2 separate regions of the Homo sapiens genome follow, and region 1 is linked to region 2. A link is a contact called in ENCODE Hi-C or POLR2A ChIA-PET data. All regions are on one chromosome and are shown on one strand. Each heading gives the region's core, a stretch centred on a gene start or an enhancer-like site at or near the end of the contact. The rest is flanking DNA. Distances are from core to core; before and after follow the strand shown. Region 1 overlaps FUT9 (fucosyltransferase 9). Region 2 holds the start of FUT9 (fucosyltransferase 9).

Region 1 (3,613 bases), core at 838-3,337, 89 kb after region 2:
ACTAAAGCAGACTGTACAAAGCCAAGAGAGTGGTAGGCAGGTCCAGACTTCCTTGGTCTTGGGCTATGGGAAAATAGCAGTCAGAAATAGACTTTCAGGACTTCAGCATCAGCTAAGTGAATAAGGAATGGCCAAATGCTTGAATGGGGAGTAGGGGAGGAGACCAGTGCATATTTCAACAATATTATCATGTGACAGCATTATTTAAGATGATTTTAAGTTCAGTCAGGGCAAATACACACACACAAACATATACGCGCGTGTGTGTATATGCATATGTATGTATTTTCTAGACACTTTCCTTCTTCCTCTTTGTCCTAAATTTCCATCTCTCAGGTGAACAGAATTCTTATTCTGCCTTCTTTATATTCAAGAACTCAACACTACAGCATCCCACCGTTACCTCAACTACTCTCCTTACCCAAATTAAAGTTAAATCTATGAGGAGTGTGTTAATTTCCTAAGGCTGCCATAATAAATAACCACAAACTGGGTGGCTTCAAACAACAAACATTTATTCTTTCACAATTCTGGAGGCTAGAAGTCCAAACTGAAGGTGTCGATAGTGTCAGGCTTTCTCCGATGGCTCCAAAAAGAATCATTTCTTGCTCCCTCTATCTTCTGGTGGTTGCTAGCAAGTTTCTTGGTTTGTGGCAGCTTAACTACAATCTCTGTTTCTTCTTTAATAGACTTCTTTCTGTGAGTCTGTGTGTCTCCAAAGCTCTCTCATATCACCAGTCATTGGATTTAGGGCCTAACCCTGTCCAGTGTGATTTTCATCTTTTTCTTTCCATCTTTTCTTTATTGACGTATATTTGATGGATGAAAATTGTATAAATAAGATATACAGCATGCTTTTGATATACATATACATAGTAAAATAATTACTATAATAAAGTTAATTGGTGGATCCATCTTAACTTGATTGCACTGGCAAATGATGTATTTCCCAATAAGGTCCCATTCACAGGTACCAGGGGTTAAGACTTCAACATGTCTTTTAGGGGTGCCATAATTCAATGCACAACAGGCGGCTAATCTCAGCTAAGTGTTTAGAAGGACAACCACATTATCTGATTAAATCAATTTACATAAAAGTCAGAATAACACTGCCTTTCTAAAGAAGTTTATAACACAAATGTACTGAATAATGTACACACTGTTAAGGGTAAGAGCATTCCTAGTAACTGCTTTCTATCCAGAGCTTTCAACTTTCCACCTTCAGTAAACTCAAGGCCAAGGTTATATTTCTCTACCCATTTGCCAGAGTAGATCAGCTACGAAATGAAAAGGATACTTAAGCAGAAAATTTAGGTTGTGTATGTTATTTCCTTTTTCTTTAGTAATGTTTTCACTTTTAGAGTAAATATTTTAATATTATTTGACCAAATTATATGAAAAATGGCTTGATACTTTATTTTAATTTTCCCATGTTAAGATGAATTTAGATCTGCATATTTGCCATACATGGTCCATATATGAAGGATAGATATAAAATATATGAAGGACATTGATGAAAAATGTTGGCAGTAGAAAACTACCCAAGTGTAAATTATTTTTTTTGTTTTGTTTGTTTGTTTGAGACGGAGTCTCGCCCTGTCGCCCAGGCTGGAGTGCAGTGGTGTGATCTCGGCTCACCGCAATCTCCGCTTTCCAGGTTCATGCCATTCTCCTGCCTCAGCCTCCCGAGTAGCTGGGATTACAGGCGCCTGCCATCACGCCCGGCACATTTTTTGTGTTTTCAGTAGAGACGGAGTTTCACCATCTTGCCCAGGCTGATCTTGAATTCCTGACCTCGTGATCTACCCGCCTCAGCCTCCCAAAGTGCTGGGATTACAGGCATGAGCCACCGCGCCTGGCCACACAAGTGTAAATTATTTTGTGTAGTTTTCTACACAAAATAGAAGGCAGGTACAGATTTTTTGGCAGGTACAGATTTTATTTTTTCCAAAATACATTCTAAGTGTTTATTAGAAGAACAAATAAGAACAAAGATAAAGAGTCATCTCGAGGCTTCGTATCAGGCAATCTGGGTTCTTCCGTGCTTACTTAGAGTCAGATTTATTCATAGTGGTGGAATGCTCACGCCTCTAAGGAATAAGTTCAGAAGAATGTGGTACTTTTATTTAGGCTATTAAAATCCTGAAATTCAAGTTTTAAAATGATTCAAAAGGAGATAAATCTGTTTTAAAACAAAATGCATTTCTTTGTATGCAGTGAGTCAGAGTACTGCTTTGTGGTAAATTGCCTTATGTTCTGAACAATATAATGTATTTCATTTTTAATAACTCAGTTTATTTGTAAACCATGTATTATTAACACATAGCTCAAACTATTGTATTTAATATAGAAATTGCAGTTAAAATTGGAGTGGACTCTTTTTCTTTCCCAGAACATTCATTGTTTGAGGAGAATTTAACAAGGCATTTTGATTTTTAAAAATCCCTCATCAGTGTAAGCACACCTTTAAAATAAAAATCATATTATTCTAAATTCAATTGCCATAGCATAAAATAGCTATTTAATATTTTTGCTAGGACTAGTATGTCTTCTTTGTTGATTACAAAATACATACTATGCTAAATTTTATCATTTGATTATTGATTTCCCAAGAGCCTTTTGTCTAAATGAAAAGCTGTGTCTTAAGTTTTCTAATTAAAATTTATAGTGATAGAATTATTTTTCATGCAGTTAATTTATACTCAAGAAGAGTTTTAACAGTTATTTAAATAATGATAAGTTTCTATAGTTTTTTTATTCAGTTGTTTTGAACACTCTGGAGCTGATCTGTTATTTTTCACAGCATGATTCCCAAACATCTGCAACAAATTCCTCTAAAAATTAGGAACATTGTTAGATATGGAAATTCAGGATCTTACCCGTACCTATTATCAGCATCTCTGGAAATATACTTCATAAATATCTGTTTCTAATAAGCCATTAGATGATTCTTATGCCTATTAAATTTTAAGAACCCAGTGTTAAAGAGAACAAACCAGTGTATCCTAACTTTTCTGACATTAGTGATCTCTAGACTTTGTAGTACATTGGGATAACCTGTTCAATGAATGTCAGCTTCTTGTAGAAGAAGTCATCCAGGGGTCAGGAAAGAGAGAAAGCCTGAACTGCCTCTTACTACCCCTAGAGTTCTGGAGTTCTGGGAGCCTGACTGAAGATAGCAGGCAGCATGTATGGAGCTATGTCAATGAGAATGAGCCCAAGATAAATCATCACAATCCATCAACCCTTCCTTCCTTCCTTCCTTCCTTCCTTCCTTCATCTTCTTAATGCTTCCTCTATTTTTGTCAGAAGAATTGGGAGGGAGGGTTATTGGGAGAAGAGCAACAGCATATCAAAACCCTGCTTTATCTTATCTTGACGTCATTTAACACTCTTAAAAATATGTGCTTTTAAAAGGAAGTATTCAATTTTTTTCTTGTTATTGCCATAGACAAAAAATTAATAAAGGGGTATGAAGTGTCACCAACTGTCTGACCCTGGCCTACTTTCCCAATCCCAGTTCCAAGAGGCATGTACTTCTTGGTGGGTGTGACTGTTATACAATCTTTGGCTGACTTTACCTCTTATCTCCTATCTTCAGATCCTTCTTCCT
Region 2 (3,809 bases), core at 273-2,772:
TTTAGGTATGGCCTATTGCATTGAAAATGTTTTTCCACATTGCATTTACAGTCAAGAGAGCACTTTTTAAAATATGAGAACATTTGTTATATAAGACACACTTATGTAAAATGAAATGCCTACCTTATTTATTCTAGAGACTATGATCCTTTAGGCTTTTAAAAAAACGAATCCACCAACTGAAAGATTACTTCATTTTTTTTTAAAGCAACACAACCAGCCAGCCAAACAAAATCAGAATCTCTTTCCCTCCTGGGAATGTCTGGGAATAATTAGCTCACTTTATGTGTTATGTTATTTGAGGAGAGTTTTACCAGACTTTTTTTTCTAGTCATATCTTTTAGACACATAATCTACTTGCTCCCTGTCTATCCCCAATTACCACGTGAAAATTATAAAATAAAATTACGGCTCACAGAAATCAGTTAATAATGTTCCACTTGTTTTTATATTTACTGAATGTGTGTTAACTCACCCTCTGGATCTCGCGCGTGTATCTGCCCTCAGTACAGTATCTATTTGCATGCGCCTCTTTGTAGTTTGCGAATATACAGGATTGATTTAGAGTCAAGTAGAGGAAACGAAAATCCACACTACGAAAGCGGGACCAACCCTAGGAAAATGCAGGGGGAAATGAAAAGCTCTGTGATAAAGAGATTCAGAGATCTTTCAATCCCTAGGTTTTTAGAATGTTGAGAAAAGGGAGGAAGGAAGCCAAGACAGAAGGTAATGGGCTGTCACTATGCCCTTCACACTTACAACCTTCCTAGATCATTGAGAACACGGTCCGAGGCAATTGGGTTAAAACGATATATGTATAAATTTCTTTTTTTACCTCGTTAGCTGGTCAACCCCGGCGGTAAACAACCAAGGCCACCCCTGCCCAGGCAACAGCTCCAAGGGGCAGGCGATGGTTGCCGGCATTGAGCTCCCTGCTGGCGCCTTCTGGCGGGACAGCCAGTGCCAAAGAGCGCCCAGGGAAACAAACACCAATGGGGGACTATACAGATGTCATGGATGCACATGTAGGATCATAATCTGCCCAGAAAGAGGAGAGAAGGAGGGCGACAGGCTGCGGATCCTGGTCCAGGAGCCGCCGCAATGGAGCGGGCGGCAGTGTGCGCGCACAGGTGCCACAGGCCGGTGGCGGGGAGAGCTGTAGAGGCTGCCTCCCGGACTCAGCACTCGCACCAGCGCGCTGAAGCCGCGGCTGCTGCCAAGCTTGGGTAACCCCCAGCCTGAGCCACGAGAGGAAGAGCCCAAGGAAAGGGCGCGAAGGGGGAAGGAGGGTAGGGTAGAAGGAGGGCGGGGGAGAGACCCATCGCCTCATCTTACATTTCCCCTCCCAAGCTCATTTAGTGGGAACCTCTGCTGGGCTCCTGCGCGCCTCCCTCCCCACCCCCTCAACTCTGGGCGACCATCTCCCCCTCTTCCCTTGCTCACCCCCCACCCTTCCTGCTCTTCCGTCCCTCCCTACCGCGTGCCTCCTCCCCTCCCCCTCGCCTCCCTCCCCTCCAGCGGCAGTAGCTGTAGCAGCTTCAGCGAAGCCGGAGATGGGCAGAGAGCGCGCGCGGCGCAGCAGCTCCAGATTCACTGCTCTCCCCTGCAGCTCCCCGCGCCCCCGCCGCTGTCGCTGCCTCGGTGTCCCCCAGCCCCAGTCGCGCTCTTAGGACAGCGCCGCCACCGCCGCCTGGCCCTGCCTGCCTCCTGCGCCGCGCAGCCCTCGCGAGCGCCCCGGATGGCGCTTTACCCCTAGGACCGGTGAGTAGGCGGGAGAGTGCAGGGGGTCGGGCGTCAAAGCTTGGCGCGGAGAGAACATCTTTTGGTTTGGGAGGCACCCCAAACCAGCTGCTGTGATTCCCCGTCCTCCAGGCAGAGGGTCCAGGGAGGGTGTTGCTCTGTGGTCCCCAAGGGGATGTTTGATTTCAACTCCACCTGCTGGCAACCTGAACCCCTCTCCGTCTTGGGGACAGCTGCCTGCAGCTCGCAGTCCCGCCTCACCTTCCAGCCCCCAGGCTCCCACACTAGCAGCAGTAGATGGCCCCGACCCTCTGGTCACCCCAAACAGGGTCATCTCTACTGTTACTGTCCCTGCGTTCCCACCTTATGCCAGTGCACAAACGCCCCTATCTGCCACCCTTCACCCGATCTCGCGCTGACAAAGCCTTCTCCACAAAGTCCTCCCTGACCCACCTTCTCTCCTTTCCCAAAGCCTGGCTCTCGAGCCCGACTGTCCCGTCCTATTCCTTCCCAGGGTGAATGGTCCTTAGTGAATTCTGACCTCATTCCCTCTACACAATGGTGCCTGTCCAGATTTTCTGACAGTCACCTCAGGAAATTGACACAGACACGCTGTGATCCTGGTTTCTGTACAGTTACTTTGTGTGTTACTCAGCACCTGGGCTGTTAAGGGTATTATCAAGCGTGAAAAAATAAAGACAAAAACCAAACCCTTTGGAAACAAACTTTTTGTTATTGTTGTTTTAAAGCGCAGAACTATTTGCATTGCTTAGGTTTGTTCTGTTCATTGAGAGGCGTCTTAGCTGAGTACAGGAAATACACCTATTTTACCTGTTCCTGCGGAATTGGTCTTACTTCCAGGTTAAGAACGGAGGACTTGCCTAGGTGGTGAATCTCTTTCAGCAACAACACTATCAAAAGCTCAGCAACTCTTGAGGATAAGAAGCTTTTTCTTGAAGGAGATGAGAGTAGCACCAAACTTACCCTTTAAAATCTTCTTTGAAATTGCAATAAGCCAAAGCTCTTATTTTTCTTTAGGTGTAGTGGCTAAAAGAGCGATATAGGAGGATTAGAAAACATTGTACCAAGAAGCTCCTGCACTATTTGGGTGCTTCCAGAGTTGTGTAGTATCTTAGCACCAGACGGTATTGCTGTAGAAGTTTTCTTAGAACAGTAGTCGTTTCTTCTGAAACCATGTTTACCGTTTTATTATTTCTAGTTGGAGTGCGAGAAAATAAAGAGTTGTGTTCGATGAATGAATATGAGCAAGGGGGATGGAGTGAACATCGGGAGGGGTCATTTAAATAATAAAATTTGTGCTCTCAATTTCTCATGTATTGAAATCTTAAAAACAAAACTACCCCACAAAATTTATGGTTTAATATTTTAGAGAAATGATGAAAAGGCATTCATTTCAACATGGCATTGTACTCCATGGAACCCTTGGTCACAGGGCTTGTGTTCTAAGCAATACGGATAAGAATATCCAGAAATAAATGTTAGGAACTTTAAAAGGTGCCCCACTGAGGCATGCAGTGTGTCAATATAAATTTCCTGGTATTATTATCACTATAATTTGAGGGGAATATAAATTAAAGTGCCATTCTTGCTCTTGCAGTTGGTGGAGAGAGATGTATGCTTCATCACCTTAAAGGAGCAAGTCTCAGGCTACATAAGAAATAGGAAGGGAAAGTTGAGCCATCATCTAGGGAATTTGTTAGTTAATATTGCCTTAATACCTTCTCCAATGTCAGGAATTTTTGTTGGTTTGTTTTCATTCAAACTGTATCTGAGATTTTATTTCCCTTTTGTGTAAGACATAGGCAGAAATGCACTGAGCAAGTCCACTGACAAGGGGTGGTTTTAAGTAAATGTGGATAGCCGCATTAAAAGTCAAGAGGGGCTGTGAATAATGAGTTTATTGTTGGTTTTCTAAATTTGAAAATTTTAGTTGGTTATATTTAGGGCTTGACTGAGAACATTCAAAGCTGTTCTCATTTGGGTAACATTAGGGTGACTACTATGCACAGTATATCCAACAGTAATTAATCTGTATCAGAATCGATACA

Evidence for each region. Hi-C counts contacts between places; a loop is a spot of excess contacts on that map. ChIA-PET counts read pairs that join two places held with the same protein, here RNA polymerase II (POLR2A). Pooled maps may share reads with other maps.
Region 1: a loop to region 2 is called in a map of PC-9, with 6 times the contacts of the local background. The contact joins the enhancer-like site here to the promoter of FUT9 in region 2. A Hi-C loop is called at or near these places in 1 of 168 maps with a recorded cell type or tissue (PC-9) and 1 of 50 pooled maps. POLR2A ChIA-PET finds 5 or more read pairs at or near these places in 1 of 52 experiments (WTC11).

The regions. Positions count from the first base shown.
Region 1 is chr6:96,102,969-96,106,581 of GRCh38, forward strand. All of the region lies in intron 1 of FUT9 (fucosyltransferase 9), which reads left to right. Among named protein-coding and RNA genes, the nearest start is that of FUT9, 89 kb to the left of the region's middle. Within about 2 kb of position 2,088, at least 2 of the 41 ENCODE cell types and tissues checked have a DNase peak (open chromatin) inside an H3K27ac peak, as active enhancers do; they include PC-9, where a contact is called at or near this core.
Region 2 is chr6:96,014,452-96,018,260 of GRCh38, forward strand. It overlaps FUT9 (fucosyltransferase 9), which reads left to right and starts at 1,523. Exons shown (of 3, transcript NM_006581.4): 1 at 1,523-1,761. LOC107986626 (a long non-coding RNA gene) reads right to left here and starts at 982. Exons shown (of 3, transcript XR_001744263.2): 1 at 836-982.